Regions from separate parts of the Homo sapiens genome. Here region 1 is linked to region 2. A link is an interaction called in ENCODE POLR2A ChIA-PET data of the cell type or tissue named here. Cell type or tissue: endothelial cell of umbilical vein. All regions are shown on one strand. Links, peaks and the distances in the headings refer to the core of each region. The heading gives the core; the rest is flanking DNA.

Evidence for each region. Peaks named below come from ENCODE experiments on the same cell type or tissue, not always from the same donor. Only the 100,000 strongest peaks of a DNase experiment are listed, where the experiment ranks them.
Region 1: POLR2A ChIA-PET joins it to region 2 with 11 read pairs; 2 of 35 experiments call an interaction of 5 or more read pairs at or near these places.

The regions. Positions count from the first base shown.
Region 1 is chr2:67,383,103-67,395,070 of GRCh38, forward strand. No RefSeq gene overlaps it. Among named protein-coding and RNA genes, the nearest start is that of ETAA1, 8.2 kb to the right of the region's middle. In endothelial cell of umbilical vein, for the core only: no CTCF peak of the experiment used is centred there; a DNase peak (open chromatin) is centred at 6,319; H3K27ac peaks cover 1,909 bases.
Region 2 is chr2:67,998,402-68,010,369 of GRCh38, forward strand. No RefSeq gene overlaps it. Among named protein-coding and RNA genes, the nearest start is that of C1D, 59 kb to the right of the region's middle. In endothelial cell of umbilical vein, for the core only: no CTCF peak of the experiment used is centred there; no DNase peak of the experiment used is centred there.

The sequences.
Region 1 (11,968 bases), core at 2,657-10,656, 610 kb before region 2:
TGGCTGTCTAGTTTCCCATCCTGACTTACTCTCTGTCCCTTTTCAAGTGTGTGCCTCCAATTTAAGTCACCATTCACTCTTATTTTCCAGTCTTCAAGCTTTACCTCTCTGGCTTTAATCACTACTGATGTGGCATCTCCATGGACTTAAAATATCACAATGGCCAAGCCCACTACCCCACATGATTACATACTACCCTTAGGGGCAGTACTGACATCAGACAAGGTTAGATCCATAGGTTGCAATGAGTAGTATTCTGGAAAATATTTAACAACCATCTCTCATTTAAAACAAGAAACAACAGGTGCTGGAGAGGATGTGGATAAATAGGAACACTTTTACACTGTTGGTAGGACTGTAAACTAGTTCAACCATTGTGGAAGTCAGTGTGGCGATTCCTCAGGGATCTAGAACTAGAAATACCATTTGACCCAGCCATCCCATTACTGGGTATATACCCAAAGGACTATAAATCATGCTGCTATAAAGACACATGCACACGTATGTTTATTGTGGCACTATTCACAATAGCAAAGACTTGGAACCAACCCAAATGTCCAACAATGATAGACTGGATTAAGAAAATGTGGCACATATACACCATGGAATACTATGCAGCCATAAAAAGATGAGTTCATGTCCTTTGTAGGGACATGGGTGAAATTGGAAATCATCATTCTCAGTAAACTATCGCAAGAACAAAAAACCAAACACCGTATATTCTCACTCATAGGTGGGAACTGAACAATGAGAACACATGGACACAGGAAGGGGAACATCACACTCTGGGGACTGTTGTGGGGTGGGGGGAGGGGGGCGGAATAGCATTGGGAGATATACCTAATGCTAGATGACGAGTTAGTGGGTGCAGCGCACCAGCATGGCACATGTATACATATGTAACTAACCTGCACATTGTGCACATGTACCCTAAAACTTAAAGTATAATAATAATTTAAAAAAAAAACAATATAGGCATAGATAGATGGACATATACATACAATTATTATAAATTGTGACTAATATGAAGGATTCTTGGCATACAATTTGCAAATAATAATATATACAATATTTGTTACTGTAAATTATATATAGCTAATTGAATCTCACAGAATGTTTTTGTTTTTACTAAACTGTTGCATTCACAGCCAACCTATGGCTGCAATTGATGAGCCACAGTATAGTTCTGACATAAATCTTGGTTAACACATTTTTTTATGTTAACAAGAAAGTGAAACAATGAAGATAAATATAGGAACTTCAGTAGTTTCTCAATGATGAAGTGACTTCTTTGCTCTATCAGAGAATTGTTTTTGAATACTTGAAGAATATTTCCTCATTTTTTGGTCCATTCACACCGTGCTGGTTACAGTCAAGGCATACATTTAAGTTTAATGTGCATTTCCTGTATAACTGTCTAAGGTCGAGGCAATCAACAATCAAAAAACAATAAATCAAGCCTTTATTTGTAGTGCTCACCAGTTTCCATGGTGTAACTATTCCCATCATGGCTAATTTCAAGCTACCAGGGTGACATCACTGAATACACTGAACTGAGAAAAGATATATAATGACAACAGCAGACCACCGTAGAATATTTCTCCCATACAGACACAACAGACACAAACTTAAAAGCATAGATATTAGTAAAATGTAGTAAAATAATTATGAAGTAATGAGTTTTGAGTATTTATAAACTTTGTTTTTAAGATCTTTTATTTAGTACAGGTTTATATATAAATTAATTTTTAATGATGGCTTTCACAATTTTTGAAATTTTTTTATGAGCAAACCACTGGCCCTACTTCCCCTATATTCCCCCAGAAAAGTATATTTCAACATTATTCATATACTGATAGGATTTGGAGGTGTGTCCCTTTCAAATCTCATGTTGAAATGTGATCCTCAATGTTGGAGGTGGGGCCTGGTGGGAAGTATTGGATGATGGGGGCAGATCCCTCATGAATGGCTTAGCACCATCTCCTTGGTGATGAGTGAGTTCTCACTCAGTTCACAATAGACCTAGTTGTTCAGAGAGTCTGGGACCTCCCCCTTCTCTCTCTCTTGCTCCCTCTCTCACCATGCCTTTTTCCCCCTTGGCCTTCTGCCATGAGTAAAACCTCCCTATGGCCCTACCAGAAGCTGAGCAGATGCCAGCACCATGCTTCCTATACAGCCTACAGAACTGTGAGCTAATTAAACCTCTTTTCTTTATAAATTACCAAGCCTCGGGTATTTGTAGCAATGCAAAAATAAACTAACACATATACTCATAAAGAGAAGTCTATAATATGTACATTCGTGAGTAACCTGAACACCTTCCATCTTGCTAATGAGCTCTTCCAAGAAAAAGATAAATATTGCAGAGCATCAGGAAGATGTGCTGGAAATCTAGGTCATTTTGGTTGTATAAGGCCTTCCTATTCAAGCAGTAGGCCTATACTAAAGGCTTGGGCCCTGGTCCTCATGATTCAGCCTAAATATTTGTAAGACACCGTGTTCATTCAGTCCTACCATGAGCTCCTTTCATGATCATGGGACATCAGGCTGAGTTGTTTTGTTACAATGGATGCTTCGACCAAGAGGCCAAAATGGCTCTTCTCCACCTTGACTGTGCTGTAGCATTATTCTTATACCTAGAACAAGGTTCTGGTCAAGTAGGGACAATAATTAAGAATAATAATGATTATTTGCCAAATGTTTACTCTGTGCCAGGCACCACACCAAATGCTATATATACATCATTTCTTTAATTCTTAAAACAACCCGGTGTGGTGAGAATTATTATTCCCATTTATAACAAGAAAACAGAGAGACACAAAGTAATTAGCAAATATGCCCAAGATCACACAAACAGTAAATGTTAAAGTAGGATTTCAACTGGCTGTGTACCCCCAAAGCCAGTGCTTTGCTATACCACCTTCTTCTTAGGTCTGAAGACCCAGGGTCTTTGAAAACCCATTAATAAAACACACAGATGCTGGTTCATTCATTCTTCAACATTTCTCATTGATCCATTAGCCAAATGGTATCCACCTGTTTTCCAGCTGAAATTGTCAATAGCATCTCTTTTCACTGTCACAAGTGTCCTAGTTTAGGTGTTAAATTATATGTGGCTTTATATGTAGAAGAAGCTGTTCTGTGTGTAAGCAGAAACTGAGGCAAGCTGTGCCTCTGTCATATCTGCTATGATTCTAGTGGGCCCAAGATAGCCACAGGACAAAACTACCATAGACTCTGCTTATCTCCACAGAGCTTGCATGCATTCAAGTGGACACATTAAGAAGAAAACTGAAATTTTCCAAACACAATTCCTGTCATTAGAATGTAGGGTCATGCCCTTTGACCTCTGCAATCACCTTCACTGATTTCTACTACCTAAACATCATCTTGAATGAATGACTTCTCCAAACCTGACTTCTCATGAAGACCTAATCTTGACAGTTCTGGAATGCATTTCAGAGCAACTATCCCCATGCCATACTTGAAAATTACAAGTTTTTACTTCCAGGAAACCCAGTAGATGCCTGCAAAGGGGCCAGCTCTCAACATGATCAGCATTCTCTGATGCTTCTGGAACATGAAGTCAACTATTAGTCTTTGCAAGCCAATCCATGCTGTCTTGAGATTATTAAAAGTAATTCAAGGCAGGACATGGTTTCCAAAGTTTTTCCTTGGAAAAACTTCAAGGAAAACACAGAAAAAATTTTTGTGGAAAAACAAAAAAGGAATTTTTTTTTTTTTTTTTTTTTGAGACACAGTCTCGCTCTGTTGCCCAGGATGGAGTACAGTGGCATAATCTCGGCTCACTGCAACCTCCACCTCCGGGATTCAAGGGATTCTCCTGCCTCAGCCTCCCGAGTAGCTGGGACTAGAGGCATGTGCCACCACGCCCGGCTAATTTTTTGAGTTTTTAGTAGAGACAGGGCTTCTGCATGTTAGCCCGGATGGTCTCGATCTCCTGACCTCGTGATCTGCCCACCTCGGCCTCCCAAAGTGCTGGGATTACAGGCGTGAGCCACCGTGCCTAGCCAGGTATTTTTTTTTTTAATTTGTAGATTAGCTATTAAGTATTCTTAAAGCATACATAAATTAAAGGCCCCCTTCTTGTGAATGTTTCCAGCAAAACCTAAGATCAAAATGATGTGAACAAAAACAATCTACCTTTAAATCTTGAATATGGTAGTCTTTCTGTAGATAAACAATGTCTTAAGAAAAAGTATTTATCATATTAATAGCAAAGTCTTCACACCTTTAAACTATATTCTGTGTAGACTTAATTAAATTCAGATCTTCAAACATGGGCCAATTCTTTTGATACCACCGAAAGAAACAATCTACAGAACATAATATATGATAACTTTCTTTTATCTTTCCTAACAGCAAAACTATTTTTTTCTACTCTTAAATTTATTACAGGTTTTCTTACAATGGTTAAAAAAATCCACAAAAATATTAACCTCAACAGAAAACTTATTTCCTATTCCAACATTGCCTGGAGCAGTCAACAGGTCAGCCTGTGTGTGTATGTGTGGGTGTGTGTGTGTGTATGTGTGTGTGTACAATATACGTGTTATGTTGTTCGTTTTCCTAGATTTTTCATTCCTCTCTTGCTAATAGTTATTTTAATTCTTTAAGCATTAATACAATCTGGGAACTAATTCTAATGGAGATGTACTTTAAACACAAGGGATGGCTTGTAATGATATTAAATTGAGATCTTACAAGCTCATAGAGATTAAATAATATTATGGTCAATTCACAAAGTAGATATTGCCATAAAAAATGTTAAATTAACTACTGTGCCATAGTACCTCTAATTCTTTTGCTATTGATGTACTCGTACTAAGCCTTTCTTTCTTTCTTTCTTTCCTTTTTCCTTTCTCTTTCTTTCTTTTCTCTCTCTCTCTCTCTCTCTCTCTCTCTCTTCTTTTTTGATTCAGGGTCTTGCTCTGTTGCCCAGGCTGTAGGCTACAGCATAATGGCATAATTAGAGCTCACTGCAACCTTGAACTCCTGGGCTCAAGGGATCCTCCCGCCTTAGCCTCCTGAGTAGGTAGGACTACAGGCATGCACTACCATATCCAGCTAATTTTTTTTTTTTTTTTTTTTTACTTTTTTTGGTAGAGACGCATCTCACTATGTTGCCCAGGCTGGTCTCTGACTTCTGGTCTCAAGCAATCTTCCTGCCTCAACATCCCAAAGTGCTGGGATTACAGGCTACAGATATGATTTTAATGAAAAATCAAGGATTGGTTATATTCTAAACCATTTGCCAAGAGCACAGTTTACTTTCATGTCTTGGCATTCATAAGAAAACAAAAACTATATATGAAGTTATTTACAGTCTTCCACTCTTATTAACAGCTTCTTTCTAAAGCATGTATTTACTTTTATTAATATTAGGATAATTTTTTATAATTTTTCCTAAACCTGACCTCAAAATGTTTTGGAACATAAGGCAGAAAGGAATAGAATAGGGCTTTAACAAACAATGGAATAATGAGCATTGATTGCAAACCTCCGTAACAGAGACTTGCATAATCTTGTAAATAAGATTTGCATACCTCCAGTAATTATTAAGAAACATAAGATCATATAATCAACTGCTAAATTATATAGAGCAGACAGAAGGTAAGGTAAAAGTTCAGAGAAAAGAGGCATTAAACATTGCGGGCCAAAATTATTAGAGACAGTCTCTGCAGATGGTCACCTGTGGGACTTTCTTGTGATTGTGAATGGCCTGGGATCTTGTTACCATGCAGATCCTGCTTCAGCAGGTCTGGGGCCTAAGTTCTGCATTTCTAATGAGCTCCCAGGTGATATCCATGTTGCTCTTCCATATACTCCTACACTTTGAACAGCAACAACTATTCAAAGACCGGGAGGGTTTGGAAATGTGAAGAGTAGCAAGTAAAGGAACCTTCCTCTTGATGATTTAGAAGCCATAACAGGCTTATAAAAATAGTTCAGCAGAATAAATATTCCTGTGTTTTTCATACATATTTGCCAATGGAATAACCCCCAGACCCAGTGTTGCCTCACACTGTCATCTACATTATTAATACTAGACCAAAGCCAGGGTCCATTACTTTCATGTGAAATGAACCAACCATTTTTTCCAGTAGTCTAAAAGACAGGAAAAGCCTTGCTGAAATGAAAATTTTCTTAGGCTGGGAACTGAATTGAAATGAGTAGTGTTAGTTTTGTTTACGGGTCTTGCAATTTAACTAATTTCTTCCCCATCTATTCTTTTATATCCTAATTGCTCAAAAATGTTATTTTAAACTTTAATATGTTTTAAATGCTGTAATTTCCTTTCTAAACAATCAAAAGCCATTTTCAGCTTGGGCCAGAATATTCTGCATAAATAACCATTCACCAAAAAACTATTTGCATCTAGGACATTCCTAGCATTCCTAGGCCTGCACTTGGCTAGGGTAACCTAAATACTATTAAGAATTGTAAAAGTTTTGAGATTTTACTTTTACTGCAAGATAAAGAAATTTGTAATCGTCTCAGACACAGTTTAGGAGTGTTTTATGTTAAAATTATGGTGGCAGAGTGAATGATCTGGATCCTGCTGCTTGAAGAAGAGTCAAGGACAAGCTTTAAAATCAGGCCATCTTTCTGGGATTCATAAAAGCAAGAACACATAAATGAGGACTAAATTCCATTATGGCCAGTGGAAAGAAAGTTATTAACCCTGAATAAGACATTTTGGGACTGCTGAGGGTTTTTTAAAATATTCTTGAGGTTTCACTTAAAGCAGTAGAGGAAAATGTCTTTCAAATTACCTCTATGACACCCACAGCCATTATTCCTGAGTAGATATAGGCCAGATGGGGGTTGGTATCTGAAATGATCAGTGGGGTTGGATTCAATTAGTGCTACTAAGTGCTGCTTGCAGAAAGCAGTGTGCAATAGTATGCCCCACATCAGAACTGGGTAACCTGCTTCCCTTCATCCTTCTACTGACATTCACAGACTGAACTCCCAAGGGTGACTTACTTAGAAAGGGACCCTTTCTATAGTAGAGCTGCTTTTCCCAGCAACCTCCAATTTCTCAGCCCTTGTAAACTGCCCCAAGCATTTATAGGCTTCATTTTTAAGCCTATAACCTAAAGTATAGGTCTCTCTAGGTCCAGGTCTGAGCTCAACCACTGAATTGAGAGGTTTAAAATTGATGAAAGCCTGGAAAACATAGGTAAGATGAGGAACTGTCAAAGAAACTGAAGTTACTTAAACTAGAGAAAGGAGAATGAGCAGTAACAGAATCAGTGGTGTGCTGTAGCCAGTTCATACTAGCTTGTAAGAGCTGATTATTAAATCCCGAGTAATTTTGCAAGCTTCTTGTCGAACACAGCCATGAATCAAAAGTAAATATGTCAACTTACCTATTACAAACAAAAGTAATACAAAGGGGCACGAGGAAACTTCTGGGGGTGATGAATAGGTTCATTATCTTGATCGTAGTGAAGATTCCAGGGAGTATATTTGGTACTGTAGAACGATTGCCAAAAAACATTGCAACTTTATTTATCCCATTATGAGCTTTTAGTACAATTTCTCTTAAGTTTATCCTTAGTAATTAAATCCTTATGTCTCACCTAGTGTCTATTCTTAAATCTATCATTTGCATGCTTCATATATAATATTTTATGCATATTTTTCTGGTTTTAAAAGCAATACATCTTCATTGTAGATAATTTGGAAGAAAAAAAAACAAAACAAGCATTAGTTAAATCCCACTACCTAGAGATAATGTATAGTCAATATTTGGAATATTTCATTTGAAATGTTTGGGAGTATATGCACATACTCATGTGCATATGAATAGTAGATACGACATGCATAACTTGCTTTTCTTCCATACCACGGTATAAGTATTTTATTTTGTTATACAAATTTTTTACTTTTTTATATTAGCCGTTAATATATTAAAAATTAAAATGTTACATTTTTAAAGCTAGCCAGTTTTTTAGCCCCATATATGCATAAAAATACATTTTTTATTTGGCCTTTAGGAAGACTTAAAAGACAGCGACATAAACTAGAGATTCTCAGACATTAAAATGCGTCAAAATCACCTGGAGGGCTTATAAAAGCTCAGATTTCTAAACCCACACTGTTTCTTACCCAGTATGGGGCCCAAGAATATGGATTTCTAACAAGTTCCCAGGTGATACTAATGCTACTAGTTTGAGAATTATTGGTTTAAACAAGTAAGGGATTGATGAATATCAAAGGGTAAAGGATTGATGGCATAGAGCTAGGCCACCCAGGCCAGGTACTGTGGTTGCATGATACCTTGGGAACCTCAGCTCCTTGAATTCTTCTGTTCTACTACCCTTAGAGAGTGTGGCTTTAGGCCTCATAGTCCCATCATGACCTCTGCAGTTCCTTGTTTCAATCAGGAAGAAAGATTTTTTCCAGAAGCTCCACCTCGGGACTTCTGCTTATGGGTTTTAGCTTAAAACTTTGTAAAGTGGACCCCTTTACCTGTAAGAAAGGCTTACAACTATAGTTGATTCATGGTCAGTTGGCTGGTTTTAAAGCTAGCTATATTCCACCCTGAGCAAAATTAGATATGACAGACATCCTTATCTGCTTCATAATTTTAATGAGGGATTTTATATTTCATAGGTCAATTTTTTTTCTAGGAAGTAGGATACAAATAACTTTTAAAAAAGGAACAATCTGAGCTGGAAGGGGATTTATAGAAAGTGTTAGAAATTTGGAATCTCTATTTTGGAGAAGAGAAGCATGAGCTGCTCAGTGACATTGTCATGTGCCATTGAAAGCTCAGCTGATGACTATAGGTTCATGCTAGTGCAGTAAAGAATCTTTACAATATAACAGCCCAGGAGCTGAGAAAACAAATAGCATGATTGATTCAAAGCTGGAGCCTAGTAAGAAAAGTATATTGGTAGGTTCAGAGGGTAAGAAAATCGTAGAAACTGATAGAGCAAAGGTTGAAATGTCATCCCCAGGAGTATGGGGCTACAGAGAAATAAAAATACATTCCTTATTTCTCTAACTGTTAGGTCTTTATGCAATAATTGAACCAAAAAAACTTAAGAAAAAGTGATTTCAGATGACAGCTAGTCTCCAGTATAATTTGTCTCAGGTCCAAAGGAGTCACTAAAATATTTTAACTTCCAGCTCCATATTTAAATGGGATTTTGTTTCATTCTATTTTGAACTTTTAAAAATAATATTCTTTTAATTGAGAAACAATAAGACTACAACCCTTGACCCAATTCTGGTGTTTGTTCTATGTTTTAGTTCAGGTTTCTTTTTAGATGTAAGAAATAGAGACCAACTGGCATTAGCTAGCCCCTACCTAACAAAGGAAGTTTACTGTAAAGGCTCACATTGAAAGAAAAAAGGACTGGTATCACAGTAAAATCTGGTCTTACGGACATTGAAGCTGAATGGTGGTTGGGTTTCAAGGTATCCAGAGTCAACAGATGTTGATTCCAGTGGTCCCCAGTCTGCATAATTCTGCTACTTCCTTCAGTTCCACTTTGAGCAAGCTTCTTCGTAGTTTCTGCCCACCATGGTTTTGCACAGGGCCCTCTAGCAAATTCTTAGTTCAAATCTCCAAGAAAGAATAGGATTGTCTCAATGCATCTTTTTGTGTCAGTCAGAGGTGGAGAAGCTGGCTATGGACTGGTTCCTAAAATCAGGTGCCCATGTCTAGTCCAGTCATTTTTACCCGATTGGGCCCGTCTGGCCAGACATGGTCACCTAGGCAGCAGAGGCTCCTGATGGAGCAGCTAGGCATAATAGGTGGTTCTAGCTAATACAATTGCAGCTATGTCAGGAATAAGGAAAAATGGGCCCAGCACTTACCCAGGTACATTTTGGGGTGGAAACATTGTAACAAAACTGTTAAAAACAAACAAAAAAACAAAAACCCTCTAATCATTGTGTTGCTTGTTCAGATTCTGCCAAATGCACTCTCACAGATTTGGAGCTGGAGCTCTGTATATAAAACACAAACATAATTCACATAATTATGGATTTTTTTTTCTTGAAAGGAAGACTGCTCACAGTTAGCCATTGATCAGTAGCATTGACCCATCGTTGTAATGTAAGTGAGGAGGCAATCACTGGCAGAGAAGCTCCTTAGTAACTCAGACCTTCAGTGTCACAATTTTTGCCTTAATAATTATTGTCAAGTTTATAAATAATCCCTGTAAGTGAAACAAGCAAGAGTTTCACTTTGGTTTATTACAGTTTTTAGTTGCAGTAAACCTTACTTATATGTATAAATTATTCAAATGCCTAGAAATGCTGAGCTATGAATCATATTGCATTCAAACATCTGTAAGACTTTTGTTTCACATTAAAAACATTTTATTAAGGAGTTAATTGTGTTATACTTATTTCAGGAGCTATAGTCAGGAAGTAAATTTAATTTGAAGTACACTTAGAAATGTAACAGATTATGTAAAGTAAGTAATTTTCAAGTTAAAATTTACTATAATTTCCTACCCCATAATGATTACAGGTTACAGCCATCCTAGGTGTGTTAAGACAACACGTCTGTACTTTAGGCTCAAGTTGTTCATTTCAGCAATGGTTACTTGGGCACTATAGAATTTGGAGTTATGGTAAAGTATTCACTGTTATTTTATTTGCAGCATTAATATGCTTTAAAGGATTACTACATGGTTATTTCTCTTATAAACATCACTAAATTCTTTAAACTTCCTTAATTACTTTCTAAATGTGAGTTGGATATTTATTTGGTAAATTAAGTTCTTTTTACATTTTTTTTAATGCTTCTAGGATTTTTGGTCATTTGAGAGGTAGGAGAGATCTCTGAGAGAAATAGTAATATTCCTGCTAATTTATACAAGTGAAGGTTCAAGTAATTAATTTGAATTTTAAAAGATGTAATATCACTTGTATTCCAGTCTTATCCGGTTATAAATAAATAAAACTAAACAATGGTTTAAATACATGTAGGTAAAAAACAATCATGGAAAGAAAAAGTATTAGTAGAAGGTCAAACACTGAGGAAAAATAATGGAATTATCTATTCACAACGGTTTATATGGTTTATATAACTGCTAGCCCTGAATCTCAAATTTAGTTCTAGGATTTCTGTCAGCAAAATTAAAGAGTAAAAACAGAATAGTTTACAAGATAGAAGAAATATATCAGCTCCTCAGTAGGAACTAAGATCTTTGCCTTACATTAACATTTTAAACATTTTAATTGATAAATATAACATGTGTGTAGAAAATGAACAAAATGTACAGCTCAGTAGATTACCACAAAGCAAATACTTTTGTAATTAACAACTAGAACATGAAAATAAACAAAGCCAATAAATACATGAAATTCTCTCCTCCCTCTGTCCACTTCTAATCACTGTCCCTTCCCCCTCCCGAAGGTAACTATTATCCTGACCTTTATGGTAATCATTCCTAGATTTTTCTTTATCATTTTAACACTAAAGCTTACATCCCTATACAATATAGTAGAACTTTGCCTGATGGAATTTATATGGGATTTATTTAACATTATGGAGGAGGGTTGGGAGGTCTAGCTTTTTTTTGCTCAACTTTATGTTTGTCAGATTTATCCATGTTGTCGCACAGAGTTGTAGTTTTCATTTTCATTGCTATTTTGTTGTGTGAATATAGTTCAATATATTTATCATTCTACTGTTGGAAAGCATTTGGTCCACTTACAGTATGAAGTAATTTTGAATTGAATTTTACTGCTAAAAGCATTTTTCTTCTTCTTTGTTTTTTCTTTTTTTTTTCTGTTGCCCAGGCTGGAATGCAGTGGCACAATCATGACTCACAGCAAGTCAACTTCTGGGCTCAAGTGATTCTCCTTCCTAGTAGCTGGGACTACAGCCATGCGCCAAAATGCCCAGCTAATTTTTTGTATTTTTTGTAGAGATGGGTTTTCGCCATGTTGCCCAGGCTGGTCTCAAACTCCT
Region 2 (11,968 bases), core at 2,108-10,107:
GCACAGGGTAAACACACCTGAGAGCAATAATTTAAGCATATCCTAAGAATGACCCTGTATGGCAGATGCACCTGAATGTGTGTTCTGAGCTAGGAGATCCAGGAGTAGACAAGCGGGAGATTCATTCTTTATCTATGATAAAGATCTGAGCCCCTGGTCTCTCCCGTGGAAGATGGACCATTCAGGGGATTGAGGCCCTGAGTTTTGGGGTAAATGAAGGTTGCCAGGTGGAGGTCGTTAGGAGGAGGGTTTTAGGTGAAAATGCTATATAGACTGCATGCTGTTTGCAGGTGGTTGTGGTTCTCATGCCTAGCCTGCTGCCGCTGAACTCTCTCCCCTGTTTGTAAGCCCTTAATAAAAGTCCACGTCTTGTTTGCTGGCTCAGGGTCTCTTCTTTGACCTCTTGAACTTGGCGCCTTCCCTACTGGGGTGAATAGGGGTTCACCACAGCACAGGATAAGCAAAACTCACACATGCAAAGCAATGGCAATCGGCATTTAAGGGACAGACCAGGTGGCTTCCATCTGATTAGAGGGAATAAAAGCAGCCTCAAGATGAGACAGAACAGTCTTGAAAGGTGAGGGAGAGCTACCTTCCTAGAGCAGAGGGTCTGTGATGTGGTGCCTGAGGAATTCCTGGAGAAAGGGTGGGTTCATGGGACTGGCACAAGCTCTAACAAGAGAAGGAGGAAACTGAGAGCTGTGCAAGAGCTTCAGAGCACCCCTGAACTGAGCAGGATAATATGACTCCTTTAAAATTGGACTTTGTGGAGTCAGGAGGTGACATCCAGAAAATTTGAAACCTGGATCATTGAGGAAGGCTCAAAGGCCAAGTCCCTTGAGTAAGAGGTCCACCCTACTAAGTTTCCAAATAAAGGGAGAAATTTAAACCCTCAGCCAACCAGGAAATCTAGGGCCTTCAGGTTGACAAGGCACCCAGGCCATAACCAAATCTACTCTGATGCTCACTAGTTTGGTGAAGCAGGACAAGTTCCTTGGTCTCTTCACACAGTTGGCTCTTGGTCTTTTTGAATCTATTTTCTCATTGGTCTTTTTGAACCTATTTTCTCACTGATAAAATGGGATAATAATTGTACTGTATTAGTCAGCTCAGGCTGCTGTAACAAATACAACAGACTGGGAGGCTTAGGCAACAGAAACTTATTTCTCACAGTTCTGGAGTCTGGAAGTCTGAGGTCAGTTCCCAGCAATGTGGGTTCTGGTGAGGGCCCTCTTACTGGCTTACGGATGGCTGCGTTCTCTGACTGTGTCCTCACATGGCACACAGCTCTCGTCTCTGCCACTTCTTAAAAAATCATCAATCCCATCACAGGGTGCCACCCTTATAACCCCATCTAAACCCATTCACTTCCCAAAGACCCCACCTCCAAATACCATTATACTGGGGCTTAGAGAGAGCTTATGTAGCATAGTGCCTGGCCTATCCTTGGAACACATTGAAGGTGGCTGTTTTTCTTGTTCTAATTTGTTTTAGGGAGTGGGCAGAGGAAGCATGTCTACAGGTCAGTATCACTGTTCACCCCATCGGAGCCATGTTTGGGCAGGTGGTTTCAATGATATTTCCAACAAAAGAGTTTGTTGCCTTTTACTTGAAGGTAGCCAGTCTTTGCTCCCTGATCACAAGAACGCTCCCTCCCAGTATCTATGTCCCAAGTGCTACAAAGAGGTCTGAGTTACAGAAAGGAGCAGTCTTCCTTTAGGAACTAGTATCAGGGCATCCTTGGCAACCAGGAGCCTGTGACTGGAGATGGAGGCATTCTCACTTTGTCTTTTCCACCAGAACACGGACCAGTTGTTCTCAAACTTGAACATAAACCAGAATCACTGAAGGGTTTGTTACACCCCAGGTTGCTGGGCCCTATCTCCAGAGTTTCTGATTCAGTAGGTCTGGGCTGGGTCCCAAGAATTTGCATTTCTAACAAGTTTCAAGGGGATGGTGTTGCCACTGGTTTTGGAACTACGCTTTGAGAACCACTAACATAAACACTAAAGCAGAGGATGCAGTAGCTCACTTCCTATGACAGTCAAATAGCTTCATAAAACCCACGGATTGGAAGATCCTACTCATGAACCAATGCCACTGGGACCTAGTGTCCCAACCCCAGAGCTGCACAGATTCTCAACAGCCTCTCAGCTGGAATCTGCTTAAGCCTACCAAGCTCCTGGGAAGAGGGGCGACCAGCACCACAGCTGTGGCTGCCTGCTGTCTAAGCCATTTGAGCTCCTCGTGGGAGGAGCAGCAGCCAGCATTGGGACTCACAACTGCCTAACACGCTAAGCTCCCTGGGCAAGGGAAGGACAGCACCCATTTCTATAGCTCCAGGCCACACTTTTCCCCTGCTGGAGCCAGGGAGGCTATACGGCTTGGTCCTAAGACATGTCCCCCACCGCCCAACACACCAGCTGTGGCAGACTGTGGCCAGAGCGCCTCTTCAGGCTTGACCCTGACTCATCCTTCCTCACTGGATAGGGCTTCCCTGCAGGAACTCCAATAACTCCAGCCAGAGGTTCAGGGACAGAACCCAGATCTCCCTGGGCTTGAGCCCCTAAGGAGAAGGGTGGCTGCAGTCTCTGTAGACCAGCAGACTTAGCCTTTCTCTTGGTATTTCGGAGGAATCCGGCAGCCCAGATGAGTGGGTTTCCCCCAAGCAAAGCACACCCCCTCCACCAATGGACAGTCAAAGTACTTCGTTAAATAGGTCCTGTTCCCCATCCCATCCAAGTGGGTGGGGCCCTCCAACAGGGGTTGTCAGACAACCTACACAGGAGCGATCCTACTGACATCAGTATGGTGCCCCTCAAGGTCAGAAATCCCAGAAGAAGGAGCAAGCACCCATTATTGCTGTTCTCCAGCCTCCTTGCATGATATCTCCAGGTGCAGGAGTGAACCAGATGAACAGGGCCTGAAGCAAACCCCCAGCAAACCACAGCAGCTGTACAGAAGAGGGCTTTGAAAGAAAGAAACAAACCATGGAAAGAAAAACAAACAAACAGAAAGCAACAACAACAGCATCAACAACAACAAAAAAAGCCCCCACAAAAACCCCATCCAAGGGTCAGCAGTCTGAAATATCAAAAGTAGACAAACTCACAAAGATGAGAAAGAATCAACAAAAAATGCTGAAAACCCAAAAGACCAGAGTGCCTTTTCTCCTCCAAATGATCATAGTGTTTCTCCAGTAAGGCCGCAGAACTGGGCAGAGGATGAGATGGATGAATTGATGGGAGTAGGCTTCAGAAGATGGGTAAAAAAAAAAAAAACTACACCGAGCTAAAGGATCATGTTCTAACCCAGTGCAAACAAGCTAAGAACCTTGATAAAAGGTTAGAGGAGCTGCTAACTAGAATAGCCAGTTTAGAGAGGAAAATAAATGACCTGATGGAGCTGAAAAACACAGCAGGAGAACTTCATGAAGCATACACAAGTATCAGTAGCTGAATCAACCAAGCTGAAGAAGGGATATCAGAGTTTGAAGACAACCTTGCTGAAATAAGGCATGAAGACAAGACTAGAGAAAAAAGAATGAAAAGGAATGAATAAAGACTCCAAGAAATATGGGACTTCATAAAAAACCAAGCCTATGATTGATTGGAGTACCTGAAGGAGACAGGAAGAATGGAAACAAGCTGGAAAACACACTTCAGGATATTATCCAGGAGAACTTCCCCAACCTAGCAAGACAGGCCAACATGTAAATTCAGGAAATACACAGAACACCACTAGGATACTCGATGAGAAGATCAACCCAAAAACACATAATCATCAGATTCTCCAAGGTCAAAATGAACGAAACAAAGTTAAGGGCAGCCGGAGAGAAAGGCCAGGTCACCTACAAAGGGAAGCCCATCAGACTAATAGCAGACCTCTCAGCAGAAACTCTATAAGCCAGAAGAGATTGGGTGCCAATATTCAATATTCTTAAAGAAAAGAATTTTCAACCCAGAATTCATATCCAGCCAAACTAAGTTTCATAGGCAAAGGAGAAATAAAATCCTTTCCAGACAAGCAAATGCTGAGGGATTTTGTTACCACCAGGCCTGCCTTGCAAGAGTTCCTGAAAGAAGCACTAAATATGGAAAGGAAAAACCAGCACCAGTCACTGCAAAACACACCAAAATGTAAAGACCAATGACACTATAAAGAAACTGCATCAACTAGTGTGCGAAATAACCAACTAGCATCATGATGACAGGACAAACTTTACACATAACAATACTAACCTTAAATGTAAATGGGCTAAATGCCCCCATTTAAAAGACACAGACTGGCAAATTGGATAAACAGTCAAGACCCATGGGTATGCTGTATTCAGGAGACCCATCTCACGTGCAAAGACATACATAGGCTCAAAATAAAGGAAGGGAGGAAAATTTACCAAGCAAAAGGAAAGCAAAAAAAAAGCACGGGTTACAATCCTAGTCTCTGACAAAACAGACTTTAAACAAACAAAGACCAAAAAAAACCACAAAGAAAGGGATTACATAATTGTAAAGAGAACAATTCAACAAGAAGAGCTAACTATTCTAAATATGTATGCACCCAATATAGGAGCACCCAGATTCATAAAACAAGTTCTTAGAGACCTACAAAGAGACTTAGACTCCCACACAATAATAGTGGGAGACTTTAAAATGCCACTGTCAATCAACTGACAGATCAGTAAGGCAGAAAATTAACAGATATTCAGGACTTGAACTCAGCTCTGGATCAAGTGGACCTAATAGACATCTATGGAACTCTCCACCCTAAATCAACAGAATATACATTCCTCTCAGTGCCACATGGCACTTATTCTAAAATTGACCACATAATCAGAAGTAAACACTCCTCAGCAAATGCAAAAGAAATGAAATAATAAGAAACAGTCTCTCAGACCACAATGCAATCAAATTAGAACTCAGGATTAAGAAACTCACTCAAAACCATACAATTACATGGAATTCGAACAACCTGCTCCTGAATGACTCCTGGGGAAATAATGAAATTAAGGCAGAATCAAGTTCTTTGAAACCAATAAAAACAAAGAGTCATGGGGCACAGTGGCTCACACCTGTGAGTGGCTCACGTCCAAAGTGGCGCTTTTGGGGGCTAAGGCAGGCAGATTACAGGGTCAGGGAATCGAGACCATCCTGGTCAACATGGTGAAACCCCCATCTCTACCAAAACACAAAAAAAATTAGCCAGGCATGGTGATGCGTGCCTGTAGTCCCAGCTACTCAGGAGGCTGAGGCAGGGGAATCACTTGGACCTGGGAGGCAGAGATTGCAGTGAGCCAAGATCATGCCACTGCACTCCAGCCTGGCAATACAGTGAGACTCCATCTAAAAAAAAAAAAAAAAAAAAAAAAAGGAACAAAGAGTCAACGTATCAGAATCTCTGGGACACAGCTAAAGTACTGCTTTAGTGGTGTAAGAGGGGAACTTATACCACTAAATACCCATAACAGAAAGCTAAAAAGATCTCAAGTCAACACCCTAATATCACAATTAGAAGAGCTAGAAAGGCGAGAGCAAACTAATCCAAAAGCTAGCAGAAGACAAGAAATAACTAAGATCAGAGCAGAATCAAAAGAGATAGAGACAAGAAAAAAACCCTCCAAAAAAAATCAGTGAATCCAGGAGCTGGTTTTTTGAAAAGATTAACAAAATAGATGGACCACTAGCTAGATTAATAAGAAGAAAAGAGAGAAGAATCAAATAGACACAATAAAAGATGATAAAAAGGATATCACCACTGACCCCACAGAAATACAAACTACCATCAGAGAATACTATAAACACCTCTATGCAAATAAACTAGAAAATCTAGAAGAAATGGATAAATTCCTGGACACATACACCCCCCCAAGACTAAACCAGGAAGAGGTCAAATCCCTGAATAGACCAATAATGAGTTCTGAAATTGAGGCAGTAATTAATAGCCTACCAACTAAAAAAAGCCCAGGACCAGACAGATTCACAGCCGAATTCTACCAGAGGTACAAGGAGAGCTGGTACCATTCCTTCCAAAACTATTCCAAACAATTGAAAAGGAGGGACTCCTCCCTAACTCATTTTATGAAGCCAGCATCATCCTGACACCAAAACTGGGCAGAGACACAACAAAAAAGGGAAACTTGTGGCCAATATCCCTGATGAACATCAATGTTAAAATCCTCAATGAAACACTGGCAAACTGAACCCAGCAGCACATCAAAAAACTTACCCACCACGATGAAGTCGGCTTCTTTCCTGGGATGCAAGGCTGGTTCAATATACACAAATCAATACATGTAATTCATCATATAAACAGAACCAAAGACATGATTATCTCAATAGATGCAGAAAAGGCCTTTGATAAAATTCAACAGCCGTTCATGTTAAAACAAAAACTCAATAAACTAGGTATTAATGGAACATATCTCAAAATAATAAGAGCTATTTATGACAAACCCACAGCCAATATCATATTGAATGGGTAAAAACTAGAAGCATTCCCTTTGAAAACCAGTACAAGACAAGGATGCCCTCTTTCACCACTCCTATTCAACATAGTGTTGGAAGTTCTGGCCAGGGCAATCAGGCAAGAGAAAGCAATAAAGCATATTCAAATACGAAGAGAGGAGGTCAAATTGTCTCTCTTTGCAGATGACATGATTCTATATTTTGAAAAAATACCATCATCTCAGCCCAAAAACTCCTTAAACTGATAAGCAACTTCAGCAAAATCTCAGGATACAAAATCAATGTGCAAAAATCACAAGCATTCCTATATACCAACAATAGATAAGCAGACAGCCAAATTATGAATGAACTCCCATTCGCAATTGCTACAAAAAGCAATAAAATACCTAGGAATACAGCTAACAAGGGATGTGAAGAACCTCTTCAAGGAGAACTACCAACCACTGCTCAAGGAAATAAGAGAGGACACAAACAAATGGATAAACTTTCCATCCTCATGGACAGGAAGAATCAATATCGTGAAAATGGCCACACTGACCAAGGTAATTTATAGATTCAATGCTATTCCCATCAAACTACCATTGACATTCTTCACAGAATTAGAAAAAAAAAACACTTTAAATTTTATATGAAATCAAAGAAGACCCTGTAGAGCCAAGACAATCCTAAGCAAAAAGAACAAAGCTGGAGGCAACATGCTACCTGACTTCAAACTATACTACAAGACTACAGTAACCAAAACAGCATGGTACTGGTACCAAAACAGACATATAGACCAATAGGACAGAACAGAGACCTCAGAAATAACACCACACATCTACTACAGCCACCTGATTGTCAACAAAACTGACAAAAACAAGCAATGGCAACAGGATCTCCTATTCAATAAATGGTGCTGGGATAACTGGCTAGCCATATGCAGAAAGCTGAAACTGGACCCCTTCCTTACACTTTATACAAAAATTAACTTGAGATAGATTAAAAACTTAAATGTAAATCCCAAAACCATTAAATCCCTAGAAGAAAACCTAGGCAATACCATTCAGGACATAGGCATGGGCAAAGACTTCATGACAAAAACAACAAAAGCAATTGCTACAAAAGCCAGAATTTGACAAATGGGATCTAATTAAACTAAAAACCTTCTGTATAAAAAAAGAAACTATCATCAGAGTGAACAGGCAACCTACAGAATAGGAGAACATTTTTGCAATCTACCCATCCAACAAAGGTCTAATATCCAGAATTTACAAGGAACTTAAACAAATTTACAAGAAAAACACAAACAACCCCATCAAAAAGTGAGCAAAAAACATGTGCAGACACTTCCCAAAAGAAGACATTTACATGGCCAACAAACATATGAAAACAAGCTCAACATCACTGATCATTAGAGAAATGCAAATCAAAACCGCAATGATGTACCATCTCACGCCAGTCAGAATGGCAACTATTAAAAAGTCAAGAAACAATAGATGCTGGCAACGCTGTGGAGAAATAGGAAAGCTTTCACACTGTTGGCAGGAATATAAATTAGTTCAACCATTTTGGAAGACAGCATGGCAATTTCTCAAGGATCTAGAACCAGAAATACCATTTGACCCAGTAATCCCATTACTGGGTATATACCCAAAGGATTATAAATCATTCTATTATGAAGACACATGCACACATATGTTTATTGCAGCACTATTTACAACAGCAAAGTCATGGAACCAACCCAAATACCCATCAATGATAGACTGGATAAATAAAATGTGGCACATATACACCATGGAATACTACCAGCCATAAAAAGGAATGAGATCATAAAGCTGGAAGAAATCATCCTCAGCGAACTAACACAGAAACAGAAAACCAAACACTGCATGTTCTCACTCAGAAGTGGGAGTTGAACATTGAGAACACATGGACACAGGGAGGGGAACAACACACACCAGGGCCTGTTGAGGGGTTAGGGGCGAGGGGAGGGAACTTAGAGGACGGGTCAGTAGGGGCAGCAAACCACCATGGCACACGTACACCTATGTAACAAACCTGCACATTCTGCACATGTATCCTGAAGAAAAAAAAGAAAAAAGAAACCTCAGCGGGAGAGTGGAAAAGTGAGACCAGGAAGGAAAGGAAGGCATTAGAGGGTATGTTATCAAGCAAGTCAATACTGCAGGCAACTGAAGCTTTATCCTACTAGGGAATGCCAGGAGAGAATATAGAACATTATCTTCAGTTATCCCAAACGAGACTCAAGGAAGCTGAGGTATGTACTCACACATCCCATCAATCATTCATTGAGGGCTGACCCCAAGGGATATTAATTCCCCAGCACTTCCAGCTGGCCCAAACACAGGCAGTGGGGAGGTCTCCAAGAAAGCCTGCAGGCAAAGCATCTCAGGTGTGGGTGGTTGAAAGTCAGACTGGTGTAAATGCAACTGATAAGTGTGAGTGTCTACAGATGGGGATACCAACAGCATCTGCTACAATGGGATTTCGGGGCACATTCATTTGATAAATTGTATTTCTCTCATGTTTGAACATTTACAATTTCATTTATTACATTAATGTCAAGAATAAAACATTCATGACTAAAAATACCAGAGGGAAATGTAAAAAGCAAAATTAAAAGATAGGATGAAGTGTTGCTCTTAATATCAGTTAAGCTGCCTAATACAAAACTAAGAACAAACAAGTTCAGAATCATATTTCATCCAACTTGAAATAGAGGTTACCCACCACATGGTGTTGGAAGCACGGTCACTATAGATCTGACACTCATGTGCCATGAAGCTTCAAATGGTGTGTGGGGGCAGTGGGGGAGGGTCTTCTCAGTCATATTCCTGGTGGCTGCATACACGCTCCTGGCAACAGGAAACAAAGTCAGGGGCCCTTCATGCTTGGTTTTAGATCCCCTCTCCAGAAAATTTGAAAATTTTGAACACTTATTAAAAAGTATTACTATGCCAGGCACAGTGGCTCACACCTGTAATCCCAGCACTTTGGGAGGCTGAGGTGGGCAGATCACGAGGTCAGGAGTTCGAGACCAGCCTGACCAACATGGTAAAACCCCGTCTCTTAAAAAAACACAAAAATTAACTGGGTGCAGTGGTGCGCACCTGTAGTCCCAGCTACTCAGGAGGCTGAGGCAGGAGAATCGCTTGAACCCGGGAAGCGAAGGTTGTGGTGAGCCAAGATTGCGCCACTGCACTCCAGCCTGGGCGACAGAGTGAGACTCCATCTAAAATAAAATAAAATAAAATAAAATAAGCATTACTGCAAGTGTCAATTAAAAAAAAAAAAAACCACTAGCAAAGTAATTCAAGCAGAGACAAAGCTGTTACAGGGAAATTAACTGATTTCAGTCAACATTGGTGCAATCAAAGCTACCCAGTCCATTTAGTGAGACCTCATTTTCCAAAGTCTGATGTCTGTGAATTCATATAAAACATAACCAGGAAGTTTAGTCCTTACCTGACATCACATATTTTATTTTTAACCTTTTTTCACATTAATTTTTAATGCCCAATAGTCTAAACCTCCACTCCTGTAAAACCAACTTCTCAAGACAGATATGCACATGCACACACACACACACACACACACACACACACACACAGAGCCTCTAAACAATTTTGGGGAGGCCCAAAAAGAGACCAGTCTGTCAACTGCAAACATCATGCAACTTCTTTCATGTTCTTTTCCTTCTCTGAATCTTTATAACAAATTCCTACTTGTTGATGTGATGCCACTAATGTTTAACTTTAACTGGGTTTCTGTTACCTGCAAAATATACTAAGGGAAAGGCTGGCCCAGAGATGTTACTTAGCCTACAAGAGGTCATAAGCAGCAGTTGGGCTCACTGGCTTATTACTGCCCAAAGGAGTCATTCAGCACCAATTACAACTAGGTGTGGTTTTCTGGGATTTTTTGGATTTTGTTTTGTTTTGTTTTTTCTGGTAGTGGTCATAAAATACTCCACTTCCTAGATCAATTTATTTAGTTATTTGGAGTTACCTTATTAAGATATAGTTCTCCTGGGGCCTATATCTTAGGGGAGTGGAGTGGAGAGAGGGAGAGCGTTAGGAAAAATAGCTGATGCATGCTGGGCTTAACATCTAGGTGATGGGTTGGTAGGTGCAGCAAACCACCATGACACATATTTACCTATGTAACAAACCTCCACATCCTGCACATGTACCCCAGAACTTAAAAATAAAAAAGATATAGTTCTTAAGAATATATGTTTCACAGGAATCACCCTGACTTTCATTTCCAGAAATGTTATGGTAGTCACAGAGTAGTTGGCATATATCCTACAAGTTTTGGGGAAAAAGTCATTTCCTCTTTGCTAAATAGAGTTTTGGTCCAAAGACTCTAAACTCTTTAAAACCTGAAGCCTGGCTCTACAGCCTCCACCTATAGACTCCCTGCTTTTCAGGCCTGCCCTCTGGACTTGGACCTTCTTCCAGATGAGGCTTTCACAATCAAATGATGGTTCTGCCCCCACATATCTGATTGCAAAGCATATGGCTCTCACTTGATACTTACTGGGGAATTTAGTAATGAATAAACCACACTTCCATTCTGCCAAATGCTCCCTCAAAATACTCGATTAATATTTTAAAATAATCTGATGAATGTGCCAACTAACTATTCTTCCAAATTGTCCAAGTTCCATCCCTTCACAATTTAGACTGCTATAAAGCAAAGTATCTGGGCAATGTTCACCAGCTACAGAAATGACTTCATCATAAACGCAATCAGCCTTTCTAGATCATGAATGGATGGTGCACTTAAAGAACTGTAATGTTAATCTTACAAAATCAGAGCTTAGAATATTACCCACAAAGTCTCCCCATGTTTCCTGTACAAAGACCATGACTTTCATTCCTGAGAAGCATGAACTCTGCTGATGAACTTGTATAATTCTGTGGACAGAAGCTAAAAACCACATAAGCCAAAGTGATAAAGTGATTTTTTTCTTTTCTTTTTTTTTTTTTTTTTTTTTTTTTTGAAACAGAGTCTCGATTTATCGCCCAGGCTGGAGTGCAGTGGCGCGATCTCAGCTCACTGCCACCGCCACCTCCCGGGTTCAAGCGATTCTCCTGCCTCAGCCTCCTGAGTAGCTGGGACTATAGGCACATGCCACCACGCCCCACTAATTTTTTGTATTTTTAGTAGAGACGGGGTTTCACTGTGTTAGCCAGGATAGTCTCGATCTCCTGACTTCGTGATCCGCCTGCCTCGGCCTCCTAAAGTGCTGGGATTACAGGCGTCAGCCACTGCTCCCGGCCCGGCTTTTTTTTTTTTTTCCTTAGCTTCCAGGAAATGTCAGCCCAAACCCACAGCCATACTATTTGGAACAAGTGATTTATCTCAGGTTCCTGGTGGCATCCACTTTCCTTCTTCCATCTTGATCAGTGGTTCTCAGACTTTAGTATGCACAAGGATGCTCTGAGAAGACCGTTTAAAAGCAGATTCTTGAGCCTCAGATTCTGATCCAGTGGGGC